2 separate regions of the Mus musculus genome follow, and region 2 is linked to region 1. A link is a loop called in an ENCODE intact Hi-C map of the cell type or tissue named here. Cell type or tissue: left cerebral cortex. All regions are shown on one strand. Links, peaks and the distances in the headings refer to the core of each region. The heading gives the core; the rest is flanking DNA. Region 1 overlaps Pcdh9 (protocadherin 9). Region 2 overlaps Pcdh9 (protocadherin 9).

Region 1 (16,440 bases), core at 7,352-11,351:
TCAAGAAATGACAATAAGAGGGAATCAGAACCATTTATAGTTCTCTGTCTTGGGAATGGCCATGAACCCATGTATGGAGAGTAAGATAGTACATATGTAATTTTTCTCATTGTTAATGATAGAGTTGTCTATATTCCATGATAATAAATTAAATCGTGTGTGTGTGTTAATCATGTGCTTATTTCAATATTATAATGTGTACAAGTTTATATATATATATATATATATATATATATATATATATATATATATATGTGTGTGTGTGTGTGTGTGTGTGTGTGTGTGTGTGTGTGTGTGTGTGTGTGTGTGTAAATACTCTGAGTAAAATGAGGTTTGGTGATTCAAATCCAAATTGTTTAAAAATCTATTACATTCAGCAGACAGATATTCCAATGCCACAAAATCTAATTCCTCTGAAAATCATCAGACTTATTTTTCTGTAAATTGACTTTGGTGTCATAAATAGAGTGACTATTTTGCAAGTAAATTGTAATAAAATACATCTGATATCATTTCTTTTAAAATATTTATTTTAAACAAAGACTTTGATCATCACCATTCTATAAAATATTTAAATTAGGAGGTGGAAAAAAATTATTCCCCCAAACATTTTTAAATATAAGAAAATTTACAGTTAAATATACCTCAGCATTGCATATCATTCATTTTGCATATGTAAATCTGAATGCTTTGGGACTACCATAGAAGTAATCTTTGTAGATTGGTTTTACCTACTTTTTTATTTTAGGAATTTTGTAAATTGTATAAAGTTAATTAGCAATCAATCATTGCAGAAAATTTCAAAGGACCCAGGTATTACTATGGAAAAAATAAGTCTCCTGTTAATTAAATTCTGTCCAAGAAATAATGAAGGTCACATTCGTATATTACTTCCTTACATATTACATGGAATTGTAGTTAAGACTACATATAATTTTTCTGTATAAGTATCTCACCACTAGTTTTTGAATAATAACTTCAGCCCAGTGTATAACCAGATACTTAGGAAAGCAAAAAGGGGCAGCACCAATCACAGTTTAATTAACAGTAAGGAATGATGAAAATATAGTTGATAGGAAATAAGGTATTAACTGTCAATCAGATTAGTGATGCACAGAATGTTATATAAAATATCCCCTGACCTTCTTTCTCTCCTACTTTATCTTACTTTATTTCAATTTTTCAGTGGCTAGTGTGTTTTATATGGGAGTTATCCTGTATTAGTTATCAAAATGTAAAAAAATATTGGTCACATCTAAAATGCAGCAAAATATAAAAGTACATACATACCCTTGTTTATAGAAATGTCTATTTTTCTTCTAATAGCTTCTATTGATTTTAATAGTGCTATGAAAATTTTTATTCATGTTTTACTTCAAAAGACTATTTTAAAAAGAAGCAATGCAGAAACAGTATGACTTGCTTTGGAGAATGTGTGCCAGAAGTCTTTTTTCCTTGACATTTAAGGATATGTTATAAAAACAATGATAGAGTTGAGTTCTTGCGTGTCTAGGGTGGGACAGTCTCCAAAGTCTATGGTTTTATTTCAAAGGTTTACATGAAACTATATTACATTAATGTAACTAAAATGCGTGTCTACTATGAATATACTGCAATATGTATCAGATTATTTCTATTTATATAGAATATAATGGACTTAAAAGCTGTTTGTTTGTTTGTTTGTTTGTTTGTTTTTTTCCTGATCCCTGGGTCTTTATTTACCCTTTACCAGCCAGCTACCAACGACCACGCCACATCCAGGCAGCAACACACAAACAGGCAACCAATGAATCCAGCTGTACAAAAATCTGATGTTTGTAGTAAGAGATTTAAACTTAAAAATAAAGGAGAAGGAGATATAGAAGAAGAAAAAGGAGGAGGAGGAGAAAGGAAGAAAAAGAACAAGAAGAATAAGAACAAGAATGAGAACAAGAAGAACAAGAAGAACAAGAAGAAAACAAGAAGATCAAGAAGAAGATGAAGAAGGAAGAACAAGAGAAATAATAATAATAATAATAATAATAATAATAATAATAATAATAATAATAATAAAGAAGGAGGGGGAGGAGAAGAAGAGAACTAAAATAATACCAAGTGACATTAAACTTCATCTTCCAACCAACACAAATGGTTTAACGATTTAAACATCTCATTTCTGTTGTTTACCTGGCACAACTCCAGTATCAAAAGCAAAGAAAGCCTAAACTAAAAGATCAGCATAGAGTAATTTTAATTGCCTAACTTCTTGAAGCAGAAACTTGGAATTGTCTTGAAAAAGTTATAAAAATTAATAGAAAACACAGGAATAAAAACATATAACAAATTATATTCTGTCATTTACAATACAAACAAGGAATCTGCCATCTGTTTTGTATGTATGTTGACAAAAGGAATCTACCCATTAATAATCTGCACAATGTTATTGCCAATATGTACAGGACTTTAAAAGAACCTTGACAAGGAGGATCATACAAAAGAAAAGTTGGTCAGACTTTATTAGAAGAAACAGACAAACTAGAGAGACTCTTGGCTAGTAATATATATACAATTTCTAAAAATCAATTTCCAGTATTTTAAGAATATTCAAGTTCTATTTACGTGGTCACAGTTGATAAAGCTGTTAGTGATAGCTGCGGTAAATTACTCTTCAATTCATGTGTGTGGGAAAGACTGGCATGTTAACACATGTTAATAGAAGATTAAGTCCTCAAGTAAAACTCATTTAAAAAATATTTCTCAATAAACTTTGGTTATACATTGTAAGTATCGCAAGCTAAAATTTTTAAAGGAGGTAATTAATGAATGCATTAGCTATCATTCATTCCATGGAAAGAGAAAAATCTTTGATGATTTAGGTTTGGTGAAGGACTTTATGGAATTTTAATGTGTTAAATGAATACACTAATCAATCAAGCTGCAAGGTACACACTGAAATTCCCAGGGTCACTGATGGTGGTTACCTTCCTGTGTTTGAACTCAGCTTCAAAACTACGTTACAATATCTCAAGTACTATAAACACTGCCAGGAAAAAAATTGTCTAAGTAAACTTCCCTGATATGAACATGTATGCATATATGCTTGCACGTGCATGTACTCACAGAGGAGGGGGGGGGAGAAAGGGAGAGAGGGAGGGAGGGAGGGAGGGAGGGAGGGAGGGAGGGAGGGAGAGGGTTGGAATGAGGGAGGGAGAGAGAAAGAGAAAGATAGAGAAAGTAAATGTATAAAGATAAAATTTGTCTATTATGCCAACCAGATATTCAAATTATGGCTAGTAGGTCGCCAAATAGATACTTTAAAATCATATCTTAGTTTTGAAGTATCTTATTTACTTTCCAAAATATTAAGTGTTATCTATTTTGTTTGTTTGTTTGTTTGTTTGTTTTCTAATCTCTGAATCTCATTAAAGCTATAAAAATCCAACGGGAATATAATTAAAGTGCAAAAGGCTCACCCTTTAAATAATCATAGAGACAGCCACTGCAAATAATCAAAATTAATAAACTGACTTTAATACTAAAATCATCACTATTCTTCTTATCCTCACACCTTATATTGTTTTGCAAAAGTGCAAAGATGATTAGACAACATATTCATTCTTTTTGGTGAATTTATTTGAGGGATAAATGTAACGAAATTGGACACCATAAAATAAAACCTAAATATTATTTTTAAATATATTCCAAAACTCAATTTATTTGGAAAAGTGCAATAAACTAGTGCATTCACTTTGATAATCTAAATGAAAGAATAAGTCTGGGGAGATGGCCCAGTTAGTAAAGTGCTTCCTAACAAATATGAAACCTGAGTTCAATTTCCAGAATGCAATGGGCAGTTGTAATATACATTTGTAAAACCAGCATAGGGAAGGCAGAAAAAAAATGGGTCAATCTAGCCAAATCTGTTTCCCAAATCTGTTTCCCAAATCAACGACTGCCAGTGGGAAATACTTTCTCAGAAACTAAGGTGAATGGAGGCATCAGACATCAACCTTTCGAATCTCTATACACTGCACACACACCAACCCATGGGTATATGCACACACAATGCATAAATAAAAACATAGATGGATAAATAAATAAACAAAAGGATCTTGTTTTGTTATGGACCATTGAACAGTAATAATTTTGAGTAAATTAAACTACACTTTTATGAAACTACAAATAACATATTAGATACTTCCTTGGAGAAGATATCTGTTATGTTATTTGCTCAGATACATATTAAAATCTAACCTTGTTCATACTAGAACTGCTAGTAAAATGTATATTTCAGGTTTAGTTCACATAACAATATAATATCTACTGTGTTGGTAATCTGAGTTTTCTAGCTGTATGAAGTGAACAAACACTTTAAACGCTCAGTCTTCTATGTATCAGTTGTCTATCTAACAGACACACACACACACACACACACACACACACACACACACACAATTTAGCACATATACCTAGAAAACTAGTGAAAACCTGGGTTTATAAGTCAAAGCAATATGCTATCCAGCCAATATCCTTTTGCCTTTTGTCTTTTCTAGTGGTATTCTCTAGAATACAACCGGAATTGAGAACACTATCTGAAGCACATCAAGATTTGCTTCATATGGAATGTTATCTCAGTGTTATACATGTTGGTTCATCTGAGAACAGCTACATACATCAAAGACAGACAAAACAAATTGTAGTAATGAACAAAAACAGCAAGGAAAATAATTAAAGAAATAACTTTTGAGGACAGCACTGAAATGTCCCCTAATGAACCACTTGCAAGTGGTTAGAAGCTTGACTGGCTGTGTCCTTGTATGCTACTATCAGATACTCTATTTTAGAAACTTTACTTATACTGCAGCAGTACACAATGTGTACATGAGAGTGCTTCTTACAATTTGGAGTAGATTTGCTTTATGAATAAACATAAACAAGTTAAGAGAAAATTTCTAGGAATATTAAAAATACCCTTTGGAAATGTAAAATATGTTTCTCTTCTATCTTGAATTTTTACGCAAAAAAATTATGGTCAGGTTCACAATGATAGAAAAGATGCCATTGCAAAAAACAAAAGAAAAACAAAAACAAAAACAGAAACAAAAACAAAACAAAACAAAAAAAACCAAAGGCAAAAACAAAAACACCCTCTTTTACTTATCTGGCATGAGCCCCTACAAATAAATACTCTGTTGAGGTAAAAATGATTGTTTTGGATTAATTAACTTAATATGTTTTTAATAAGAGATCTGGGATACAAGAAAGTTCAATGGCATTATCGAGGTACATGTCTGTTCATTTCTCACTAACTCAAAATCAAAACTTAGCAAGCTTTTCTCCTTTACCAGACATAACACATTTGTACTGGCTAATTTTGTGTCAACTTGCCACAGCTGGAGTTATCACAGAGAAAGGAGCTTCAGTTGAGGAAATGCGCTGTTGGGCATTTTCTCAATTAGTGATCAAGGGGGAAAGGCCCCTTGTGGGTGATGCCATCTCTGGGCTGGTAGTCTTGGTTCTATAAGAGAGAAGGCTGAGCAAGCCAGGGGAAGCAAGCCAGTAAGGAACATCCCTCCATGGCCTCTGCATCAGCTCCTGCTTCCTGACCTGCTTGAGTTCCAGTCCTGACTTCCTTGGTGATGAACAGCAGTATGGAAGTGTAAGCTGAATAAACCCTTTCCTCCCTAACTGCTTCTTGGTCATGATGTTTGTGCAGGAATAGAAACCCTGACTAAGGCAACATTAAATACACTAAGCAAATTTCTGTACATTGTGGGGAACACAGTGCAAGTTTAATGATTCTCTTTTAGAATTGAGAGAAAATTAAGTAATTAAAAGTTTCGAAACATTATATCGTGACCTGTGACTCAGAAGAGCAGCAATGCCCACTACAGGATGCCAGGCAGCGCTTAAAATGAAAAAAACCCTTTATGCCCATTATCAAACATATTTAATTCTAAAATCTACTTCAGTCCATATGCTGAGACTGGAAAGCTCTATCATTTAAAGCCTTCTTTAACCATCCCACCAGTTTTGGCCTTTATTGAACTATTACAGGAGCTTATTCTTTTAAAATGCACGCTCAGAATAATCCTGTGATGTCAAAAGCAAGCCCACAATGGCCATCTCGACATCTGGTCTCGCTTCCTTGCACCAAGCGCTGCCCTTCCCCCAGGCTTTTCCCTTGATTTATCCAATTTTCTCTTCTCCTCACTCACATTTCTGTGCCATTTTTTTTTCTAACCACTCCATATGCTTAGGAAGTCTTCCAGATTACACGTTTCAAGCGACTGCAGCCTCCTCCATACACCCCAAAAAGCAGCCTGCTCAAGCATGGCAACCACGACCTTTTACAGCTTTTTTCCCCTCTCCGAGTTCGATTAAAATCTCTTATTTATTTTCTTTTGCAAGGATATTACACCTGATACAATAAATTTATTATTAGTTGATTTCAGAAAGTTTCATCATTTATTTACCATACTGGCAAAAGTGAATATTTTATAAAGACTCATTATGATTTTTAAGATAGTAATGATGGCAAAATTATTATCCTAAGATGATGCTTTTGGCTATTTTAAATGTTGATTACAGTGGCTGTATTAATCATCTATGAAAAGAGATCAGTTTTTGTTCAAAATAAATTTTAGATATTTCTATCCTGAAATCTTCAAAGCAATCTTATATAACTGAAAAATTATAAGCAAAGCCAGAAATTAAAGGGAAAGTCAGACATTTCACTTTAAAAAAATGAATTAAGTTTTCAAAATCCCTTAAAAAGTCTTATCATTGAGAATTCATAACACAAATGAGAAAGAGCAGTATAATATGCTGCAATTGAAGAAATGCGTTTGTATAATAGTTTTTATTTCTTGGTATCTGTGCTAGGGATTTTATAAAAGGATGGACCGCTTTCTTATTTCATGTTGCCTACACAAGCATGTAGGCAAGCTGTGTGAGTTTCTGAGCTTGAACTTTCTCATTTTTCACATTAGTTGTAATGATTACCACACCTATCCCACATACTATTTGTTTGAAGTGTAAAATATGTATATGTAAACACACATACTTACATATATTTAGTTTTTCTTGTTTATTTTGACATATATTTTTGTTTTATTTTGGTTTTGGTTGGTTGGTTGGTTGTTTTGTTGATTGGTTGGTTGGTTGGTTGGTTTGGGGCTTTTGGTTCTTCGGAAAGTTTTTTAGTCACAGGTCACATTCTATAGCCGAGATTAGCTTCATAGTCATGGCAATCTCTCTGTCTCAGTCTCTCCACTGCTAAGATTACAAGGCTAATCCAATATATGCACTTATAAAATATTTTTGATAACAAGTACAAGTACTGGTCTATGAAAATGCTAGTGATGTTGAAGAAAATGAGTACATGAAAACAATTTCAAAACTAAAGATTCAAGCCAAATCAAAGAGGACATATCAGTTGTTCTGTAGGATACTAACAACAGTGGCTACCTGAAATATGTATGTGTATGTGTATATATATATATGTGTGTGTGTGTGTGTGTGTGTTTGTGTGTGTATGTGTGTGCATATATATGCATAAATGCATATATGTATGAATACATATTCATGTATAAATGCATATATTCATATATATACATGAGGACAGTTGAAAATGTGCATTGTCTTGGAACATAGAAACTTTGTTCAGACACACTAAAATATATTCATTAGGAAAAGTTGAAGACAGTATAATCACAGACAGGTTGAGATTTGTAATAACTGTAAAATTCATGTTTCCTTCTTATAGTTTTTGTTCATTTTTGGTCTTTGTTAATTTTTGAAACAACCCCTCTTTCTGTATCTTTGATAATCCTGGAACTTTTTACCTACCCCAGGCCGCAAACCCATAAGGATCCCGCTGCTTTAGATCTCTGCATGGGGGAGGGGGTAACTGAAGTGTATCTCCCAATATCTGTCTGATTTCTCTGTCTACAGGGTTAAGATGGTGATTTATTTCAACTTACTTCACAAGGTGATCTATGGACAAAAGCGTCAGGGTCTACTTATAGACTTATGAGTGCATCACAATGTGTGTGCTTGTTCTGTAAGGAATTCCTAAAGTGTTCTGCAGAAAAGAGCTGAAATCATGAGACAAAGCGTGAAGAAAAGATGGAAGTTGGAAAAGTCTACACTGTTGTTAATGACGTGGAAGTTGGACACATGAACAGATTAAATGTGACAGCCTAAAGCCAAATGATAAAATAAAGGTGGCTTTGGAAGTTATGCCCAAGATATATGGATAAATAAACACATCAATTGCCAACTTTAGTATTTAAATCAGATGCATAACGAGAACAGCCCCAAAGCAGAATGACCTACCTAGAAGTTCTCTGACATGACAACAGAGAAAAGAGGCTTATAATCATAAACAATGTGCAGTTTCTAAAAGGGGAGAGATCCCATGTTATATCGGAGGAAACATATCTCACAAAACTGTAAAATGCAGTATTAGATAGCTATTTATTTGAACTGCTACTGGCCAATATTGTGTGACTATAATATTTAAATCAGTAAACTGTTAAATAATATTCAAATGAGATCCTTAGTTTTGGGAGTTAAGTTTAAATGGTTATAATTACTTATGGCTTTATCTCTTGTTCTCATGGTTGGAGACCACTTCCATCATTGAATAGATCTATTTATAGGAGTACTGATTTAATATAAGACAGTTTTTTAATGTAAGACAGTTTTTTAATATTGAGTTAAATGACAAAAAGCTCAGAGAAGCCTAATCTATAATACTAAATGCATCATAAAACAAATAATGTAAACATAAAGAAAATACATTTTCCTAATAAATGGTCTACATGTTAAAAATCAAATCAACTGAAATATGGTGTTATCAAGGACTTCATGTGGTCATTTTCTTTCAATATATTAAACTTTTAACATAATTTTGCATTTTCAGAGGAACTAGCAAAGTTTATTGTATTAGAGACTGATTATATTTTTTAGACTTAAGCCATTAAAGCATCTATGCTTATCATTTTGTGCCACTGATACCTAGCATGCACTCAGTAACTATAGATAAAGGAATCTCCCTTCCAGTTCTAGCAGTAAAGATCACTCAGCATCTGCTTCAACACTTACATTGGCAAGAGATTTGCCACCTCAGAAAGAAAGCACTCCGTTTTTAACAGTTCAGTTTAGAAAGAAGTTACTTCATTACAGAAATTCCAAATTTACCTGCTTATATAACTCACATTAATCTTACATTTTGTTAGATGAATTTTTTTTTTCATGCAGAAGAAAACTTTAAAATACTGACATGCATCTATAACTCTTAAATCCCCCATTTTCCTTATACAGCATCATTTCCAATAATTCATTTGTCTTCACTAATTTTAGAGTGTCTCATAATATGCATCATTCAAAACATGACATTATCTTGCAGCTGTTCTTAGTGCAGAGGACTGTGGGAACTACTCTCAATAGTTTTGTAAAGCACACTTCTCTAAACGATGCCCAAGATTCCATTAGCTCTTCTTGGCATTCCCATCACACGATGACGCACAGTCTACTTAGAATCAACTAAGGGTACCCAACTCTTTAAGATGAGCTTTTGTCAAATCATGACTCCTTTGTCCTTAGCTTGTTTGAGTTGCTTTCCTGTATTTCACTGAGAGACTTTTAGTTTATGTCAGTGTCTAAGGGCACATTGTTTTTATCCAGTTAAATTTTCTGAAACTCTGATTCTGTCAATCATCTAGTACATTAGCCTTCAATTAAACTTTTCGCTTCTTGTGGAAGATTAACCTCACTGCTTTAAAAAAAATAGTTAAATGACAAATATCCATGATGCCTTCATGTTAGCATTGTCAGATTATTACATGCAGGAGCAATACATGCATGGCTGCTTCTAATTGTCTGTAGCAGCACATTTAGCATAGTTCTTTGATGTATAGGATTGAGAAATACCTAAAATATGAATCACTTTATGCTAGCACTGATAGTGATAGATAGAATTCCAATTGGGCACTGTTTACTTCCAAACTTATCTTTTAACAAGACACAATAACTCTCTTCAAGTAAAGCTAAGGTAGCTTAATTTAGCCCTTAAAGCATATTTACCTATCCTAGTGACAGAATATAAAAACTGCTTTCCAAAGCCATGCTGATGATGTCATTTTCTCACTGTACCATTTCAGTACTCTGACACTCATACACTCACATGCTCCCTTCAAATACATAACCTTGTTTAATAGCTGTTGCATATGTAACCCCTTTTATAATTCAGATAACCCCTGAACAGTGAGTGTAAAATGTAGATAATTTCCATATCAGTATATTATATGCCAAGTGTTATATTTAGAAACATGTATTGTAGTGATTGTTTATGTCACTGCAGGCTAGGAGATTACCCAGAACAATCATAGCTGATAAACGAATATTGGCCTCTTAGATTTTGATAGCATGACTGAGAAAGGCCAATATCTTTATCTTGTTCACAACTTTTCTTTCTTAGTCAATGCCATCCATGTGAATGAAATGTCTTCTCTTTTAAATCACTCTTTAATTAAAAAGAAAGGTAAGATTGATGTCGTGTAAATTTCATTCAATATGAATACTTGCACATTGACTTAAAAATTTTAAAATATATTTTTTACTGAAATTTTAGTTTCAATTATATGCAACCAATCAACAAAAGAATGGAAGGAGCTAAATTTATTCTATCAAGTAATAGATGTTCTTCATTATGAATAAACCTGAAATATCCCATGTGAATAATACTTTCTGATACAATTATAAATGAAAATTTACAGAAATGTGGTCTTTTGGAGAAATTATACATCTTAAAATGGTCACATTAGTGATATTTGCCTTGTTTTCAAAGCTTGGGTATGTGTGTGTCCTAGGCAGATTTTATTACTGATATCATTCTCCAAATTGCCCTTTCTGTGATCATAAATACATAAAAGAAATAGAAATCAGAAAAAGCAAATGAGCTTTGGGTATTCTCCTAAAAGAGAGTTGATTATCCCACATCTAGGGAAGTTCTTTCAGGCTGATGCTTCTTTTGATTGATTAGAATTACAAAATTCGAGATTCATAACACTAGAGATAGTGTGATGATTATTGCTCACACATAATTTTCACTGCAGAAGAACCTAAAACATAATTTATTGAAATATGTATCATTGTGTGAGCTTATGTACATTCTGAGAATACTAAGTATATGAGTCTTTACTCTGGTAGCCCTTAAAGGGGAGCGGGGATTAGGGAGTTTAAAAAAAAATAGAGTCCAACTTTGCATGTACAACTAGCATTCTTGCTGTGAGTTCTTATCCTGGGTCACTTGCAGCTTTTGAGATGGACCCTCCCATTTCCAGAGGGCAACTGGAGTGTTCATGGAAGTGAGGATTTTGCTCTTCTCCAGTTACTATCAGACATTTTGATTACAAGGCTATGAAGTTGTCTTTTGAAGTAAAAAAAAAGAAGTGGGGTGGGCAGTAACCGGTAATGATCAATGTCAAAATTCCTATCAACTCAAGTCTAATTGTGTGATCTAAAGATATCACTCTGAATTCACAGACATCATAGATATTGATCAAAGACAGTCAGGCTATTTGGATTCATTTCATGAATCAACGGGGACATCTAATCACAGCAATTTATGCTTTAAATGTATTTGGACAAATTTTGTTTGGTGTGTATTCAGAGTCCTCTGTCTTCCAGACATGCCTTCAATAGTATGGAATGGCCATCTAAGGCACTGTAGCTTGACTCCCTGTTACTTTCTGCTGAGATTGTCAGGATGCTCTTATAGACTACAATAATACATATCACAAAGGATACAGGACTCTGTTATTCCTTTGTGTAATCACCCATGGACTGACGAGACATAACAGAGGTCTTATTATGCAAACAGGAGTTCATAATATGCAAATGTAAAAAAAACCCACAAACCTCAGAATAATGTTTATTGATGTGTCCTTAGAATCCCTTTAAAGAAAATCACATTACTCTGTTCTTAAACACATTAAGTAAGATCAAGGATGAACGCAAAGAAACATTTATGCTTGCTTTCTTGCACTTTTATAAAGGAACCAGTACCTAATCCTATTCTGATTATTTGATTTATTTTCTCTCAAGGCCATTAATTCCTCCTGGCTTCATTATAGTCTTCTGTAAGGTTTATATGGTGTCTCTTTTAATTGCTTAAACTAATCTGTTCAATGACTGCAAATCGAATGCACAGTGGAGCAGGCAGCCCATAAATTCTGCCCTTCAGATGTGTCCTTGAACATGTATCAGTCCTGATGAAGAGCAGAGGCAAAAGAAGAATAATAAAATGAGAGAAAGTGTTTTCAAAGAATACATGTGAGAGATCTTAGAAGCTCAAAAACATTTTTAGTTTAAAGAATATAATTAAACAACCTCTTTTTATATATTTTTTATTATTTTTTTATATACATTTCAAATGCTATCCCGAAAGTTCCCTATGCCCTCCCTCTGCCCTGCTCCCTTACCCACCCACTCCTGCTTCTTAGCCCTGGCATTCCCCTATACTGGGAGGGGACAAAATACCCATAAAAGGAGTTACAGAGACAAAGTTTGGAGCTAAGATTAAACAACCTCTTATCCTTCCACTTTTTCATAAAGAATAATTCAATATATTAGAATTCGTACTTGAAGTAATTGTTCCAAGCAGTGTGCTACACCAAAGGTAAAATTAGGTCATTAGTTATGATTTCAATGAATGTTTACACAAGTTTTGTTTGGTCATATTACATCTTTCTATCTATCTATCTATCTATCTATCTATCTATCTATCTATCTATCTATCTATCATATATATCGGTATCTATCCATTCATCATTTTATTTATTTATTTACTATCTGTGTGTGGCTGAGTGTGCACACATATGCCAGAATGCATATGTAAAGGTTAGACAATTCTTTGTAGGAGTTGGTTTTCTCTGTCCACTCTGTGATTTCAGGGGATTAAAGTCAGTTTCTCATGCTTAGAAGAACATACTTTTATCTAATAAGACATTTCTCCAGTCTTAACTACATCCATTTAATGTAAGCTTACTTCATACCGCCAGAGAAAATTAACTTTTGTTTTTTAATTTAGCTAGGTAATTATCATCTGTTCCTCCACTGCAGCTATAGGTAGTTTCAGTTGAATGCATGGACAGTGAGAATATACATGTATAAGCACAAAGACAAACATACATAGACTCACTCCACATTGAAAGAAATCCAATTACTTTTACAATGTGTTTGCTGAAGCTTTTAGAGGAAGTTATTAAAGGTTACAGAACAGACGACGGTACCCTGTGTTAAGGGAATGATCATATTTTTCTACAAAATATATAAACATAATTATGAACACACAGGAATAGAATCAGGATGAGAGACCATTTCCACAAAATTCAAGGAAAATTCTCTTTCAAAAGCCATTATCAGTATTATGACCTTTGGCCCCTCGTTATCTGAGTCATACCTATTGCTGAAAAGTGAAAGAGAATATAACCTAAGTTATGTAAATCATATTTTTCAGTTATTATTTCTCCAAAAGCAAATCTGTAATACTTTTTTTTTTTCTCTGAAACCACTCGGGGTATCATTTATATTAATTCCTGAAATAACTGATCTGTGCCCTCACTGAAATCTTATGGCAACTTCCAAAAATATCCATCTGAAATCCTGGTTCATCATTGCAATTATTTTTCACAGGGATGTTTTGACACTGTTTTAATCTTTGTTACTCTGATGGAGAAACTTTGAAACTGGTTTTGGCAACCAGACAGTCTCAAGATCAACTTGAGTCATTGCTAATTCTAATTGAAACCCGTGCTCTGTGACTCACTCCTGTACTGGTCCTGCTATCCTTTCTGTTCTAGCAATAAAATAAGAGAGAATAAAGCTAACCTGAATGAGTGATTATTTCCTTTGTCTATACAATGTGTGTGTGTGTGTGTGTGTGTGTGTGTGTGTGTGTGTGTGTGTGTGTGTGTGTGTGTGTTCAGGCACCCAGGCACCCATAACATCATCTAATAATGTAGAACTCAAATATCTTTAGACATTTTCATTGGTTCTTTTATTCTCCCACTTTAGATACCATTCTACTTTGCAATAACATTTGAATACAATCTAGGGGAGCCATACTTTACAAATGTTGCCTGGCTTCCTTTGAACTGAGGACCAGGTTCACTTTATTTTAATATCATTGGTGAATCAGCCCTTTGTGTAACTGCAGATTTTGTTGTCCTTGTGCTTTCTGTGGGGTGCTGCTTTTGCATGTAACTTGCCAGAACTAGTCTCTTTACCCACTTTCATACTTAGAGCTACAAGGCTTTGACCATGTTGTTTTATTCTTTAAGAAATCTCAAGCTTATAATACTGAGTTGTAACCCAGCTAAGCTCATTAACTTCATGTTGGTGGCTTTATGAAGTACAGTGATAGCAAGATGAGACAGGTGTTGAAAATCCTCTGAGTCTATGGAAGATGTGGGAGCAAGATAGACTACAACTTGTCACAAAGGCTTGTTCATGTACTTTGACAATTTTAAAAGATATAACATCATGATATCTATGAAATTTGTACGGATTAATTTTAATTGTATTTTGGGAATTTTCACTTTTGGCTATTGCATCAAAGAAACATTCACAGTAAAATGTAACAATAATAATAAAGGGATGATATAATATCTGATTTGAAATAACTCTTACATATTTATTACTTTGTAGGGGTCTAGGCACATTACTTGTATGTTGGAAAAGCATAATGTATCTGATATAATTACCATAAAACTCTGTCTTAATTTAGTATACAAGCAATTTTCTTAATTGTTGGTTTTATGGTGTTTAACTTAGCACACTCTTCATTTGAAATGGATACATGTCTACATACTAAGGCTTGCTCTAGTTAAAATGGAATAATAGGAATGTTATTTCCTTGAATAGGATAATACAAACGGAAACATGACATCTTCCAATAAAATCAAATTTGTGAATAAAGGAAACAGTGTGACTCTCCCATCTTGTACTTTCCCTCCTTTCTCTTCTTCTGTATAGAGTTTCTTTTACTTTGTGGAACAAATTTCTCTGTATACCTTACAAAGCTGCATCAGTTCTTATGACCTTGACAATGGAAACATTGTTACTCCCTGGAACACCAGAAAGTTAAAGATATGTCTTTTAAACGATAAATGAAATCCTTGAATATTTTCTTTTATTGAAATGTATAATCTAAAATTTCTTTCAGAGAGTATTACCCCGTCTTTAAGAACCGCTCACCTAAGTTCCACATGTAGGGGCACAATCTCGGACACATTCCAGTGCGGAACTTATTAGGTTAAGGTCTCATATGTGAACTTGAAATGAATGAAGCTAAATTCCATCTGAAGAGAAATCTGGTTACACAGGAATTTGAGAATCATAGATATAACTACATGTACATGTAACCCCAAATTCTGAAACTATGGCATGAGGATCAAAATTCAAAGCCATCACAGACTACACTGAAACCAAGGATGGAAATAAAAGGAGAAAAATGAAATTATATCCAAAAGGATATAATTATTGAACCTATTGAGAGTGAAACAGTCGTCTCATTTGATGTGAAGCTTCTGAAAATATTTAATTGTATACAGTATTTCTGCATTAGTAAACCTTTATCAAGGAATTTCTTAGTGCAGTATGTAGGAAAACTATTTGTGCACTAGCTTATGTCCTAAATTCTTCTTAAAGCATATTGTTGACGTAATAAAATACTTGAGGTTCTCCAAGCACTGAGAACAGGAAATAGACACAAAGTGCCACCTCTAATAAGAAGCTGTTTGCAACAGATATCCACTAGAATTGAGTACTATTCAGAGACTAATTGCTGAACACAAAGCATTTTTCCAGTGCGGTGGTGCCTTTCGTTTAGTTTAGTTTAGTTTAGTTTAGTCTTGTTTTATTTATTCATTTTTTGTTTTATTGTTTTGTTTGTTAACTTCATTGGTTGACTAGGAGGAATAGACAGAGAGGGCGCAAGAGAGGGAGAGAGGGAGAGAGAAAAAACATGAAGTTCGGTAGGAAGGAAGATTGGGAGAATCTGGGAAGTTTGGGTGCAGGTAAAAGGGCATGACTAATATATCTTATAAAAAAAACCCAAAATATTTGGGTTTCAGACAGTTGACCTTATCCATAAGTTCTAGAAATGAAAATTTACTATAAAAAGACACACTGCACAGGTTTTATGCCAATTATGATTCTGAGGCTGTTCCTCAGTGAAATTTGATTTTGTAAAGTTTAATTATGAGCAACTGAACATGCAGTGCAATGTGAACTCTTCACCTTCTCTGCAGCAGTGTTATGACATAACTTTGTTTCAATAAGACAGCCTTAACCACATAGTAGTTAAATGACTTTTGATATGACACTAATAAAAGCCTGTCTGGTATTAGAGATGCTTAAGCTCTTTGCCTCCTTTGTTTATTTTGAGGA
Region 2 (16,440 bases), core at 7,340-11,339, 190 kb after region 1:
ACTCTATAATCACATCCATTGCATTATAAAAGCCCTGCATCTTGGCTTCAACTAGCAAAAGCATCAGTGTTTTGGTTTCCAGGTGCATATCCTCCTGCTTCATCTTAGAGCATCTCTCCCATGTCAGGGATTCTCCATTTAGCAAACATCAATACTTTCAATGGTGTTTTCATCCTTTATGAATGTGGTACCTTAACTTCCACAAGAAATACTTTTAGATGATTGCCTGCATACCTTTTTTTGTTAGAGAACTTTATGTTCATCAGGGTAATGGTAATTTTGTTACTATTTACATAATTATTTTCCTTAGATGAATTGTGGAAAGAGAGACACATGTAAATAACAGGACAGGTTCATTAGGATCCAAATTTAAACACAACCCTATGGCATAACATTGTCTTGTAATGTAATTAATTTTTTTTCCTGCTATAATAAATTGTTAAGTTTTACTAAATATTTCCTGGATATTCTTGTCACCTTTCAATTTCTCTATGTAGATATCCTGCTGATTCACAATAGAAATGAAGTTGGAAAGACCTAAGTCCAAGTCCTCAAATTTAATGATAAGATTTGTATTTAGACAGTAAGAGATTGGAGTTCCTTTTGATCAGAGGATCCATTTGAGTGTAGATTTGCATTTTACATTAAAATTGATGTGAAATCTTACTCATTGTTCCTTTCCTAGTGGTTGTTCAGAGAGGAATATACACCCAGCTGCATATTACAGAATAAATAAAGATAATCTGTGAACACGTGCAATGAAATTAAGAAAAGATAGGATATAAAAAAAAAAGTTAAGAAAATGTGTGAGCACAAAAATGATAGGATTTTTCTTTGTCTTCCCAATTAGATGAAGATGGTGAGACCCTTGTCTGTCCTAAATATTCCATTTGTGGTAGCAATAAAGACTGCTGGACTCTTTCTTATTTATGTTAGCACAGAAACATCAATAGGTTCATGTACTCAAAAAGGCTAAAACATGAAGAGTTATATCTCTCAAAAGTCTAAACAAAGAGGAGAGTACACATTTGGCCAGGCACATAACACATCTTTCTTGAGGAGGAAAAGAACTAGGAAGCAAAAAGATAAGGCGTATCCCACATAAACAGAAATAGTCTCCTCGGTGACAGAGGGCTCCATCTGAATTCCTCTGTGAAATTCAATCAGCTTTAAAGTTTATTGTCTGTGGCATGCATTAGGTAAGTCCTGAAAGGCAAACTGTAAGGGAAATACCTCCTTACAGATTTGGGATATGCTAAGCAGTGAGCTAAATTCCCAAACCTCTACTTTTTGGTAGGCTAAACACTGCTAGAGATCACACTTGTTCTCACATCCCTGGAGGAATCAGGTGTTGCATATACCTGCAGGGCACAATACCCACCACACAGGACCTCTTTTAAACTAAGAACTGAGAAAGGTGCATGTGGGGAATCTCTAATATAAAAATGTACAAAAAATAATGCAAATTAAACTCTGTAGAACAATGATTCCCTGGCCTGGTGTTACTTCCTAATTTACAAAAGTGAGTTTTAATTTGCCTAGTGATCGTGGGCTTATTTGCCAGAAAACGATTTTAAAAGAAACCATTTTTGAAATGAAAATGAGAAGGAAGATTCCACAATTTAGTAAAGTGTGGCATTCCCCTCTCCTAAGAACAATAATTGTGTTTTCTGTCCTAATGGGCTTTGTTCAGGTAAGAAGAGAAGCCTTGCTCTATGAAACGTGTTATTAGGGGTTGCTTCACTACAATCCAAATTAAATCAAGTCCATCAATCCTGAACCATGTCAGTCAATTAGTAAAAACTTATTCCTATAAAAGATCAATAGTAAGAAGTATCTACAGTTCTGGGAACAAGAATGTGCATTAAATTTGTAAAATGTTAGACAATTGTGCTATGGCCAACCAACACTGAAAAGAACAAAAATGTTCAGGGCAAGAATTCCCTGTGTAAATGACTTTTATCCTTCACTGCTCAACAATGGAAATCAAGTGTCCAGAGGCACAACGGAGCTACAGCTTATCATGACTTCCCTCAAAAAGCTTTGGTTAGAAGGCTTACAAGGAATGCACAAGGAATAAAGCCAACCAACTGGATGAAGCACGGTTCTCTTAGAGCTTAGTGTAAGAAAAAAAGAAGACAGGGTGTCACAAACTCCTTCAGCTCCTTCAGTCCTTTCTCTAACTCTACCATTGGGGACCCCATGCTCCGTCCAACCTTTGGCTGCCAGCATCTGCCTCTGTATTTGTCAGGCTCTTGTATCCTGTATCTGCTCAGAAGTGAATTTTTCCTTTCTCTATATAAACTCACTCTGGACAATGTCTAAGGTCATAGCTTTCAGCTCCTAAGTCTGATCTATGGCCCTGATCAATCAGTCTTGGGGTATGCTTTCAATAAACTAGCCCTGTTCAACTGAAAAAAAAATGGGATGGGTTGTCTCTGCAATAATATTCTAAACTAAGAGTTTAGAAAGCAGTTGATGGCCTAGACGGTCATCAATGGGAGGAGAGGCCCTTGGTCCTGTGAAGGTTCTGTGCCCCAGTATAGGGGAATGCCAGGAATGGGAGTGGGTGGATTGGGGAGCAGGAGGGGTAAGAGGGTATAGGGGATTTTCAGAGGGGATCCTAGGAAAGGGGATAACCTTTAAAATGGGGAGGTGATAAAACCAAAGAATAGATCTTTGATCTTCAGCACTCCATTAGAAAACATAGTCTAAATTTAATATAAGATAATGTAATATAAAATGTATATCATAAATTTCATGCTGACATATATTAAACTAAGTTCACTTATATTTCCCAGTGATTCTAGTCCCATCTAGAATTTAGATCTACTTGACTCCTACATCTGTGCTTGTATGTGTATGTAAACTATATGCCACCTTTTATTATTTGCTCAAATTTTTAAAACTAGAATAGAGTTTATTTAGGGCATGGGGAGGGAAGTTAAGAGGGTAGTAGAGGCAGAGAAAGACAGAGAGAGGGAGAGAGCAGAGAAGTAGAGGCCGGCCATGGCCATGAGCACATGGAGAGAGGGGGAAGGGAAGGGAATGGGGAAGGAGAGAGCAAGAGCAAGAGAGAAGGTAGAGATCAAGAGATTAATTATTCAATTTTGTAAAAATACTTCAGGAATTTATAATTTCCCTATCAATCTTTTATTTTGGAAAACAATAAATAATTGAAAGAGAAATGAAAGTTCATTCCACCTGCTCTTCATTTCCTCCCTAACAGGCTTGTGATGTAAATCCCTGGTACAGGGCTTCCATGGCATGAAAGAGGACCTGCACTCAACTAATTCTAACACACACAAGGAAACAACAGAAAGGAAAATCTATTGCATACCACCATGCAAAGCAGAGCTGATAGTTTTGGAATACCCATTTTAACATTTATTGTATTGTGTTATACAAAGCCATCTTTGAATGACTGTCTAAATATTTGTATCAAGTGTCAGAGAAATAGAATTAATCAAGAATCCATGATTTATTCTGAATGAGATGCTTGGGAGTGAAGCATTTCTTTATTAAGATTCTTAGGCTTCTTGGAAGTGTTCAGAATTCGTTTTTTTATCCTGTCAACTTTTTGTTCTTCCCTTCTTAAACATGATAAGAATGTTGAGGGATTTTCTAACTTCATTTAGTACCACGAAGCTCAACAGTGTTAATTAAGGCAAAGCATGATTTCTTAACAATGAGAAGAGAGTATTCTTTCCAACAAGGAAATCATCTTACCCCGTTAAATCCCCAATTTTGATGTTGTTTATGCTGTACTTTCTATGCTATACAGTGGTAAATTCCACAGAGAAGACTTTGTGAAGCTAAAGCCAGATATTGATATAGGCATGTTATAACTTTTAAAATATGGGACTATATCCTGAATAAAGATTAAGTAAGGCATTAATTCATACTAGTCCACCTTAAGGGCAAATTACTCCTGGAAGGTTACAGTACTATTTTTATAGGATATAAAATATACCAGCATAATGAATGAAAAATATTCATAAAGTGTTTAGAAGTCACTTCAATGACATTCCTCAAACTCCAGAAGAGAGGATATATCTATCAATAAAATGACACCAAAATCATATTTTAAAAGAATTTAATATTAACACTTGCTTTTGAAAGATGACATTATAGGGTTTTAATATCTATAATCAGAAAGTCTTCTGCTCTTAACTTGCAAGGCAATAAGTTTAAGAATTAATTTTGCCTGCTATAAAGCTAGCTTGCCTTTAATCTTCATATTTAATAGGTCTCTCTTTACTGAATGTTGTAGGCAGGTAATTGAGGAAATAGTCCACGTTCCATTTCAGACAACATGAAATGACATTGAAATGTCTCCAGATATTTCTAGGAAACTCACACTAAGTACTCTGCTGCATTTGATATCAGACAAGAGCTGAAATCTTTGTGCATAGTACAGCATTTGCTAAGCTACTCTATAAACATACACCGATCTTTCTTACAATTCACATGTTACTAAGCTAAACATATATAAAATAAAATCTAATTTATAAATATATGAATAAAAGTACAATAGAAGATGTCCCAGACATCCTGTATTATTTTATCCAACTTCAATACATTGATATGGTTTTAAAAGCAAATATAAAACGAATGAAACAAAACAAACAAAATAAAAGCCACTCCTAGTTTGCTTCAAAGACACTTTGATTGTAGTTTTCTACCCCTAGCTGTGTCAATGGCAATGTTGAAAATTTTGCTCAGTAAACTTTGTAAAGTGCACAAAAATATCCACAAAGCATCAGAAATAAGAAAGTGACTCTATCCAAAATAGATCCTTCCAGGAATCTTTGAGACCCTTTACATTTAGCAGTGGCCGTGGTTACATTAAGTGGTGACTCAGGGAGGCTTTCCAAATCTGAGGCACTTTCAATGCTTAGGCCGAGCTGGCAACTTCTTTCTCTTATATTCTTCCTCTCTGCCAGAAAAGCCTTCTTCAATCAAAACAAACTTTCAGTTTAGGGGAGTTATAGTTTTTCATAACATTTAAGTTCAGTAAATAGTATAGCTTTTTTTCACTCCTCCTTTCCCCCTTTGAAAGTGGGATTCCAGTCAGTTCAGAATCCATTGTGCTGCTCGCTCTTTCTCCCAAGGTTAGTTAACTATCCATGGTTCTGAATTTTGCTATATATGTGCCCAGAGGCAAGGGGAAGCATTTTTATACATACCAAGTAGATGAACAATGTTGGGAAGATGCTCTAATGGACCGTTTCTTTGCTCCCCTTCTCTAGCCTGCAGCATTTTATCTATTCTGCATCTGTTACAGTTCATCTAAAAAGACTCCCGAAACTATTGTTTTTATTTTTAACAATCTTTTCTGTTTTTTCATTTAATTTCTTATTTTAAACAGTTGAAATTAGGTTGCTAGGGTATTTCCACTTTCAGAACTTTGTTTTTTAGTACAAAACAGACACGTTTCACAAAATAAATGTCTTTATCCTTGCAACCTTTCAGCTGTGCTGTGCTTCTCAACTTGGAGTGTGTGTGTGTGTGTGTGTGTGTGTGTGTGTGTGTGTGTGTGTGTCTGTGTGTCTGTGTGTGTGTCTGTGTGTGTCTGTGTGTGTGTGTGTCTGTGTGTGTGTGTCTGTCTGTCTGTCTGTGTGTGTGTGTTTGTGTGTCTGTGTGTGTGTGTGTCTGTGTGTGTGTAGTGTTTGATTGTTTGTTTTGGATTCTCTGTTTTTTGAAGCAGTACCTCTTTGTGTCCTGTAACTTACCACACTGGTCTTGAGTTCACAGGTATCCACCTACCTCTGCCTCTGGAGTGTTGGGGTTAAAGGAAGGAACCTCCCAGCTAGGGTGTTATTTCCAATAGGAGAGGCATGGTCGAGGCAGTGGGAAAGGAAGAACAGATGTTCACATAACAAATACACAACTGTGAATGACTCTCTGCTAGGAGGACCACAGCATGATGTTCCATGACATCTAGGCGCACAGTCGGGGTCCAGCTTTAGGCCTCTGATTTGGGCCGCTTGCTCTGTCCCAGCAGAAAAGTCACATTTGCCTTACTTTAAAGTGGCCTCTTTGGCTCATGTTCATAGTAGTGCTAATGGGCTTGAAGAGGCTGCCATATCTGTCCTTTAATCAAAAGGAATAATTACTGAGATTGAGCGATATGGGAAGAAGGCCAGAAAATTTGAGCCTGTCTTCCAACAAACTCCCACCTTTTCCACAGCCGAAACCATTTCTTTCTTTCGATGCTGTGAACACACTTATGCGTGGAGCATCGTTTACTTTCTCTTCATCCACATGTATTAGAAAAGTATTTTTGCAAATGAGCTGCTAGGAAGTAGCTGATGTCTGGGCCAGATTGGTCCCTTTTGTCCTATGGGGTCTGTGATCTTACTAACAAAGGACTCTCTCCTTTTGTCTCTTCTCCCACCCTCAGTACCAGTAGATGAGTATGCATTACATACAGGATGAAACTATCATATCCTTAAACAAATGTCCTTTTCAAAAGTATAATATAAAGCAGACCTAGAAAGTTTGCTGCCGTAATGATTTCATGTTTTGCTGATCTTGGTGTTTTCCTCTGAAAGGCTTTTTAGTGGTCCCTAGTGAAACGTTGAGATCAGCATTTAAATGCCGGTCTATCTTTTTTAACATACTTTCAGTCCTCAGAAGTCACTACATCTCTGAAGCTTTGAGAATGTATAAAAATGTCTCAGTTGTTAAAGATACCTCCCATTCCCCCCTCCCCTGCAATGTTACATTAATTGGACCTTGCAACCTTCTTGTCCTTGGTGGTTTGGAGGAATCAGACTACTAACATTTGTTCAAGACCATTTCTTATGTGAAGCAGATGTCCCCAGATAGTTAGGGACCAATTATAGGAATTCTCATATTCTTTTGGATTTTTTTCATAGCTGATGTACTTGCAGTGATTCCTCTCCTAGGTAACAGAACCATGCACATGTTCAGGGAGATGTAGGAAAGAAAAACGGAAGCGAAAAGAGTAATTATGTTGTTCCTTGTTGTCTACAGTAACCAGCATTTGCTTAGAATGCCCATGCATGTTTTAATTTAAATGAAAAGATTAAGCAAAAGAAGTCAACATTCTCTTTAAAATCACCACATTTCTGAATCAATCAACATATTCATTTAAATAGAAAACAGCTTTCTATTCACTTCAGTTCCTTTTCCTTTCTTTGCCCTCTGCTGTCCTTCTCTACCGTCTTTACACACATCATAAAGACATTTTTATTTACCACTCCCTACCAGAGGAAAATCTTATCAAGGCCTGAGGATTTTATGTTCCTGATCATTCACATCTACCTGTTAAACTACAAAACATATACAGTTGTCCTGAGATGAATATGCTAAGGTAGAGAGGAGACTTTTATCATTAAAGGATTGATTATAAACCGGGCATAATAACAATATGGCTTTATTCTACTCCAGACAGAGTAGGAAGATTATTGAGCCCATCACAACAAAACCTGGTCAAAGAGGGAATACAGGACATACATACACACACATACACACATGTATGCACACATGCACACATGCATACCTCCACATACACACAGGCACACATGTGAGCACAGACATTACTATTGAGTCCAGTGCTATAAAATCATTGTATGACCTCATCGGTCATTTTGAAGCATGTACTGAAACAGATTTTGAATAGTTTCACCTGTAAGAGAATTGGAAGTTGACAAAAATCAGAATGTTTGCTTCCTTCCCTCCATTTGTGCTCTGACCTCAAAGTTGCTGCTCTACTATAGTCTGCAGCAAAAAGAGCCAATAGTTCTGTAGAACAAAGGGTGAGAGACAGTTCTCCAAGAACTTGTCAGTTTTGAAAACCTTGTAGCAAATATGAAAGAGCAAGTCAAATGTAGCAACAGCATGGAGTCCTGTTGCTGACTGCCTCAGCTGGAATTCCTTTTGTCTCTGTTATGTCATACTGGGCATACTGTGTCAAGCATATGCAAGTCTCATATTTCTTTATTTGTGAAATGTTATCACAATAATACGTATATTAGATATGTGAGGAAGAGTTAATATGTTATATTAAGTTTAGCATATGATGTCTCGCACACTGCTAACAAATATTCATTATTGAATTAAATTTATCTTGTGTTGTAGAAAAGAAGATAAGGAACCGTAGTACAGAAATGGTATTGTTAAAGCAGAAAATAAGCTATGAATACTAATTTCAAAATAATTTTATTTTGTATTCTTCTAAATACTTGTAAGACAGTGCAACTTTTGTGGAACAGAAGTTGCAACAGCAATTTCTCTATCTATTCAGAATAATGATATAAAAAGTCTCCCTAGGCCACTCTCTGCTACATATGCAGCTAGAGACTGGAGCTCGGGGATGGGGGGGGGTACTGGTTAGTTCATATTGCTGTTCCTCCTATAGAGTTGCAGACCCCTTTAGCTCCTTGGGTACTTTCTCTCCCTCCTTCATTAGGGGCCCTGTATTCCATCCAATAGATGACTGTGAGCATCCACTTCTGTATTTGCCAGGCACTGGCATAGCCTCACAAGAGATAGCTATATCAGGGTCCTGTCAGCAAGATCTTTCTGGCATATGCAATAGTGTCTGGGTTTGGTGGTTGTATATAAGATGGAGCCCCGGGTGATATTCTTAAACAAAATGCATTTAAGACTGCTAAGAATATCAAGAATGAGAACCATTATGTAAATATAGAGACAGATTAGCAGCTAAGGCATATTAATAAAGTGATCCCACACTTATTCTTAATTTGCTAATAAACTACTTATAAACAGAGTAACTAGTACTTATCCTTTATAAGAACAGGCATTTAGTGGTCTTCCCTTACCTAACAAAGCAATACACTACACATTTGCTTACAGGCAGAGTTAGTAAGTAATTAAGCTCTTTCTCTTTTATGCTGTAATGAGATCAATATTAATTTATTTTAATTTTGTATCTTCTTTGCCCTAGACTATCTCTCTCATCCATATTTTTGTTTGCTTGTTTGTTTCCCTACTATACGGGAAACTAATATATGTATTATCTGAGCATATATCACAGGTGACTTCCTTTTATACTCCTGTTTCCTTCCAAGTTCCTATTTTCATACAAGAACAAGTAACTCAAGTCTAGTCATTTGATCATTTTAATGCTAAAACATGTCTCATTGTATTCAGTGCTGTTGAGCTAACTATGCCTCAGTGAATGAGTTGAGATGCCCTTGAGGGTAGTCCTGGTTACATGTGGTGGTCACAAAGCAAAGACAATAAAACAAAGCCACATGATAATTTGGGGAAACCTGTCACAGGAGTTTGGGGCAGTCTTGTCCGGTATAGATAAGAGCAGTTGAGACAATGGCTGTAAATATAATATATTCTCTTCATGCATTATACGGTCAAAGCATAAATTAGGTAAGTTTCATAGATACTTAGATAATTGGTTTAAATGTCCTTCTTTGATTTAAGTTTTCAGTGCACAGACTTGAGAGAGGGCCACTGGAACACTTACTGTATTCTTCTGCTCAATGTTGTTTTAGTTTCCTGCTGCTAGAATTCAAATTTCTGGAAGAGAGAATCCTACCAGCTCTTCTGTGATATTCCTCATTTCATCTTGGAGACATTCATATGGCATCATATGGCATCCAGTGAGTAACATGACCTGATTTCGTACATTTTCCCCCATGGCTCTTCATGATATTTGGTGAAAGTATGTATGTCTGAAGCTTTGACAGAAAAGAACCAGGTCTGTGGCTTTACCGATTATGGCCATTGTTTTGTTGTTGTTGTTTTGTTTTGTTTTTGTTTGTTTGTTTGTTTTTAACTTGAGGTAAATGATGATAAACGTACCTTTGATAAAGAACCCAGGGGGAACTACTACACTCTAATATCCTGTACTGAAAGAGATGGGAGACTCCATAGGAATCAATCTCATTTCAAAAAGCAACTAACCATTAGATCCACTTCTGTAAGCTGGCAAAACCATGTTCAAAAATAGTGGAAGCAGAGGGAAGAAAAATGAGTATCTTTTGCCTTGATCAACAGGGTGCCTGGGAATAGCCAAAAGTAAACAGTATTTTCATGGTCAGGAACTGTGTGTGTGTAAGTCCATGTACAGTCTCAGGAAATTATACCCAGAGTGGAGCTTCAGGGACATTCCCACGGAATTCTCAACATATTCACTTTAAAAATATTTCTATATTTTGAGATTATAATTACATCAACCCTCCCTCTTTTCAATCCCTTATGTTCTCCCATGTACCTCCCTGCTATTTTTAAAATTCATGGTGTCTTTTTTTAAATTGTCATTGCCTGTGTGTATGAGTGTTCCTAAATATATAAATACAACTTGCTCAATCTGTATAATGTTAAATTGTTTGCATAGTTTTTCCTTGCTTATATTTAAGGCACAAAGCTTAGATGGTCCCAGGTTTGCATATTATTTTTGTTTTTGTCAAATTGTTTTAATTTTAAAAATAAAATAATATTACATTATTTCTCTACTTGCCTACCCTATCTCTTTCCCCATCTCCATCCATTTTCCTCTCTTAACAATATGGGCTATTTTTCTTTGTTACTTTTAAACACACACACACACATGCACACAAATGCATACATATATGAATACAACCTGTTCATTCTGCTTGATGTTATCTACATGTACATGATTTCAGGGCTGAGCACTTGGGACTAGATAACAAACTGAGTGGAGGAGGATCTTCCTTGGGGTCGCTTTATCTCCTGCTCTTGGCAGTCTTTGGTCCTCTGTAGCTCTTTGTTTGGGGACAGGGCCCTGTGACAACTTCCTTTCTGTCTAAGGATGACTATTAGCCTTGTGTTAATCCATTTATTGTGTAGGTAGCCATGTTGTTGAGTGCTCATGTGTGCAACTTCCCTGTCCCTTCTCAGAGACACACTGTCACACAGACTTCCTCCTCCTCTGGCCCTCAAGACATAATTCTTTTGTTGCAGGGATGGAGGTAAGGGTTTGTAAGGAATACTTTTCCATCTCTGAAGATAGATGTCATAACTTACATAAGCAAAGCTGGAGTGTTATTTCACAGATCCCTCCAAATTTTATCTTCTTAGAAAGGCCTTACAAGACCTCTGTGTGTTGTGTTTGTTCTAAGAATTGTCAATTTTACATTAAATAAAAGCACGAGCTGCCTTTGGAGGTAAGAAAATTCCATGCCCCGAGAATAAACCTGTGTGTTTTACTGTTGATAGGAACTGGAACTGTGCCAAGCAGGGAACTAATGAATTACAACTTGGCAGCACTCCTCGGCTGACACAATTTCCTTAAAATTTATGAAATCTCCTCCTTTCAGAAACCCACTCATGCCGAAGGCCTCTTTGTACCTCTCAGAGTAAAAAGGCAAGATACTGTTAGACTTCAGATTTCACCTTATTAGTGAAGTTAAACCTAAGAACAACATATTTTTCCAGACTCAATCTATGAGAATTTCTTAAATTTTGCCACAGTAGCAAATTCATTCAAATCATCATAGCCTTGATAAATTACAGAATATATCTAAATCTTCACTTATATCAATATTGTTCACAAAGGCAGGAATTCAGACTTTGAGAAAATGTCTGCCAACAAAAGATGTCTGCTGATATTCTGGACAGGCAGAGTTATTGGCAGTGCTAAGAGTTGATAAGAAATTTTTTAATATGAATTAACTGCAGCAATTTTAATATCAAATTACTGTTCTAGTAATCTAAACTTATATACAAATGTTACTGAAAAATAATACGATTTCATTTTATGCTAGAGTTACAATTTATGAAATATTTTAATGCTAATATTTTCTAACTTAAGGACAGAGAGAAATAACTTTCAAATCATAAAAATATTAGGTGTTCTATCAGCTTTTAAATTATATTCAAAAATCAAAATTATATAATTCTTTGGTGTATTATAATCAGCTCTTTGATTGCATATATTAATAATAAGTATGAATTGATCTTCAATAAAATAGAATTTTTAAAACCCACAAAATGTCATTCCTTGATTGATTTGAAGAAAAGGTTTATCATTGAAGATACATTTCATTTTAACAAATTTATATATATTGTACATATGTGTGTATGTGTATTTTACCTGTCTGTATGGCTCTATAATGTTGTCCTCGAGTTATAGACAGTTGTGGGCTGCCATATAGGTGCTGGGGATTGAATTTGTGTCCTCTGGAAGAGTAGTCAGAGCCCTTAACTGCTATGACATCTCCTGGTCCCATATAATACTTTAAATTTTACCATTTTAGAAACTGAAGAGATGACTCAATCAATGAAGTGTTTGCTATAAAATTGTGGAGCACTGTGTTTCTCTCACCAGCACCCATAAAAGTTGTGAGAACAACGTGGAAGCTATCCTGTAATCACAGGGCTTGGAGCCTCGGACAGGAGATTGCTAGATACGTTGGCTAATTAGAATCCCAGGACTGGTGAACTTAGTGTTGAGGAGATCCTGCCTCAATATGGAAGTTAAAGAGCAATTAAGGAACCATCTGACATCAGCTTCTGGCCTACACAGCACATATGTGCACATACACCTCCCACACAGAAAGAAAAACCAGCTTTTGGGAATGTGGAGATATTCTCTGAAGATTTTTCTCTGTAAATGAGTATGGAGAGATAAGAGAGCTTTATATTTTTTTAATACGTAGAAATGATGAGTTGATAATTAGAGGCATAAATCATAGAACTCAAGAGAATGTCTTGTTCTTAAAATGCATATACGATGTACCTCATCTGAAGTAACTGAATATCATCAGACACCAAAGAGCAGCAATTAATATATGTCACCTCGACCCGCATCATTTCTGACATGAGGGTTTACAAATACATCTTCCATCTCCTTTCCCCTTGGCCTGAACTATATCTATGGCCTCAGAGGTACTAATGCCTTCCATTGTAAATTATTTTCTAAATACTTTTCTTATTTATTTATTTATTTATTTATTTATTTATTTATTTATTTATTTATTTATTTGGCATTTCTCAAAATACTCTGAACAATTTATTTGCCACATTTTCTTTTTGTTAGGTCACGGGACTATTGCCTAGAGAAATGGTAAGGCTTTAATGTTGTATCTGGTAAAGCATTTTACACATTAGGAATGTTCCAGATTGATTGATAAAAGTCATAGTACAACAAGGTTTGTGAGTGAGTGCGTTCGTGTGTGTGCGTGTGCGTGCGTGCGTGTGTGTAGTATGTACATTAAAATAAGTAAATAAATAAACCTTTGCCTACCCCAAGGTTTCTTCATATATGCTTTTATCTGTAGTTTTTGGAGGTTCACAATTTACAGAAATAATTTATTTGCAGTCTAGTAGGAACTAATGAAAAATTTAGTTCATTCTGAAATAACAGAATTGCCAAAGGAAATCATTTTGTATGAACAACAAAAGAAAGAACAATCTCATCTGGCCCCTGTGACCTCTGAATTAAAACACACACACATACACAGTGAATTTTCACAATCCTCTATGCCTTGCTTAAGGCATATATTATTTTATGCAAGCAATTTAAAGAAAGTGTGTGCACTGAATTGAAAATGTAAAGGTGGAAAGAATAAAACCAAACAGAAATTTAGAGTGTCCAATGTCCTCCTGATATTAAACATGGAAGGGTAAATGTTTAAGATAACTAATCCGTTTCTCAGAATATAACAAATTTAGGTGATATGCTATCTTGGTAAATGATTCTGCATTAATCTCTATAATCATTTATTTTGTAACCCTCCTAACCTTCTTTTCCAGTTCTACTCTGTGCCTTTGGTCAAAGGCATTTCTCCTCTATGTAAATAACTGTCAATTTTGTGTTTTATCGTTCTATACAGGACTAGATGCCTAATAATTGCCCTCCCCCATTTCGTTGCTAGTTCCTTCTGAGAAGCACATAGAACACAGTAGGCAGGCAGGAGGAAGTAACTCCACTTCACTCCTGACTCTTACTGGGTTTTAGAGATTGCTCATCCTTCAGGCTTTTCTAATCTTTTAAAATGTACACCAAGGTGTACTTGGTGGACACTACTTGATAGTTTTTGAATAGAATTTAGACAACTATATAGCCATGGGAAACTTTCCAAAGGAGAAAAGAAGGCGCTGAAAACAAAAATTTGTTCACATTCAAATGAGATCACAACCTTAAGTACTAACTGTTAAACTCATGAGAAAAACATAGTCTTGTGTTTTCTATAGGAGTGGAAGGCACACCCAATCATGGTGTTTTCAGGTAGGTGAGATTGTTCAAGCCACCCCTCTTTATGTCTCAGAGATAGTTTTCTTTCTTCCTTTCATTTGCCAAAGGATTACATACTGCTGACAGAAGCCAGTCCTCAAGGAAATATCCAGAATACTAAAAACTGTACAAAGAAGAGAAAACGTTTGACCAAACAATAAGCAACCAAAAATGATCCCTAATCTCATAGTAATGGGAGTGGTGAATCTGTGCCTACTTGAACTTTTAGCTCATTCTTTTCCCCGACTCTAAGATTTACTTCACTGCATGTGTAAGCTGGACAAGAGTGCTCAGCTTGACCATTATATCATTAGGATGTTGTTAGCCTGTAGAGCACACCCCCTGGGATGTCATTCTATAAAATAATTCCCTTAGAGGACCTGAGATTTTTTTTAAAATAAGTTTGAAGAAATTATCATATTGGGTTTTCACATTTAAAACTAAGTTACATGTTTCGTTGCACTCTTGGAATGTTCCTCAATGGAGTAATACATATTTAAAAAAAAATCCATTGAAGAAAATAATTCAAAATTTCCCTTGTTAGCCTATGATGTAACCATACACCTGTCATCATTCTTTTACTTTACCCAATATTTCTCATACATTTTGTTTAGATTCTTTATCATTCTCAGGACTTATGCAATTTGAACACTGCCTCTCTTAAACTTCAAGTTCATGCTTTAAAGATATACAATAAGGAAATGCTCTAGGAAATTATTTAAATGAAGGAGCATAAATTATATTAATGGCAATATTGATAATGCCCCCTAGCCTTTTTTTTAAATTACAATAATATCATTGTTTCTACCATCAATCAAACTATCTATCTATCTATCTATCTATCTATCTATCTATCTATCTATCTATCAACCTATCTATCTATTGAAAATAGGTTCTTCTTTCATACAATGCATCTCAACTTCAGCTTCAACTCCCTCCACACTGCCTATACTTCTTTACCCCCTTCTCCCACAGATAGTTTCCTCCTGATTTTCATCTTCATAAAAGAAATGGCCAAATGACAAGAGAGGATAGCCAAACAACACACATACTCTAATAATAATAATAATAATAATAATAATAATAATAATAATAATAATAATAAATTAAAAGGAAAATAAGACAAGAAAACACACTTATATTGATGCTGGACGAGGTAACCCAATATCTACATGCTCTAGACCAGCCTTCACTTTAGATAAACTTTTATGCAAAGGTAAATGTATACAGCTCAAAGAATCCCATAAAGAAATGTAAAATTAAATTTAAAACTTATTATAAAGCTGACCTGTTGGAAAGCTATGGCAACACAATGATTTAATGAAGTAGAATCAATATTATTAGTAAGGTTAAATGGCAGCCATAATATTTATGAAAAACTTCTTTGATCATTAAAGGAAGTTTTAGCAGAATGTAGTTTAAAAATCTAACACATAAACAGGCACAGATTTTAGGGAAATTTGAAACTTAAGTTTAAAACCTTAAGGGGTATCATAAGTTCTTCATTGCTTGCATAATTCCCCAGTCTGGGCTCTGGCAGACAAATAAGACAACTCTCCCTGCAACCTGGGGGTTGACATTAATTAAAACCAGAAAATCAAAACGCATCTGTGGTGCTTTTGGATGCCAAATGAGATGGAGTGATTTTAAAAGTAAACTTCTTGCAAAGGTAACTGAATGTCAGAACCTAACATTTTTCCCTAAAAAATGATAATTAAAATACCTTTAGCACATCATATGCAAGCTGTTGACTTTCCAAATTAGGGACCAATAGACCATCTTGTATTTCTGAAGGCTAAGTGATGAGACTATAAATAATAAAGTTAATTTTAGACCCAACAAAAGCAAATCATTTTTCTTTATACCACATACATTAATAACAACAAAAGATCTGCTTAGTTCCATATATATTGAGATTGAAGATAATTTAGTAGCAAGCAGAGGGCAAAACTTTTTGAATAATGACTTTCAAATTTACCTTCTTGTCACAGTTTGCTTTCTGTTACTGGGATGAACACCATGACCAAATGCAATCACTTGAGGAAAAGGTTTGGTTCACCTTAACATAAACTTGACTACTGAGAGATCACAACTCAAGAGCTTACTGGAGGAAATGAGACAGAAATGGCAATGGAATGTGTGGAGGAACATTGTGCAAGGCTTGCTCTTCATAGCATGTACAACTTGCCCAAGTCCACCATTCCAGGCATAGTGCTGTGCATAGTGACCTG

Evidence for each region. A loop is a pair of places that touch in the nucleus more often than their neighbours do. Peaks named below come from ENCODE experiments on the same cell type or tissue, not always from the same donor. Only the 100,000 strongest peaks of a DNase experiment are listed, where the experiment ranks them.
Region 2: a loop joins it to region 1, with 2.4 times the contacts of the local background. A loop is called at or near these places in 2 of 42 quality-filtered maps.

The regions. Positions count from the first base shown.
Region 1 is chr14:93,615,244-93,631,683 of GRCm38, forward strand. All of the region lies in intron 2 of Pcdh9 (protocadherin 9), which reads right to left. Among named protein-coding and RNA genes, the nearest start is that of Pcdh9, 270 kb to the right of the region's middle. In left cerebral cortex, for the core only: no CTCF peak of the experiment used is centred there; DNase peaks (open chromatin) are centred at 9,099 and 9,447; H3K27ac peaks cover 2,142 bases.
Region 2 is chr14:93,806,571-93,823,010 of GRCm38, forward strand. All of the region lies in intron 2 of Pcdh9 (protocadherin 9), which reads right to left. Among named protein-coding and RNA genes, the nearest start is that of Pcdh9, 76 kb to the right of the region's middle. In left cerebral cortex, for the core only: no CTCF peak of the experiment used is centred there; DNase peaks (open chromatin) are centred at 9,565, 10,102, 11,056 and 11,134; H3K27ac peaks cover 842 bases.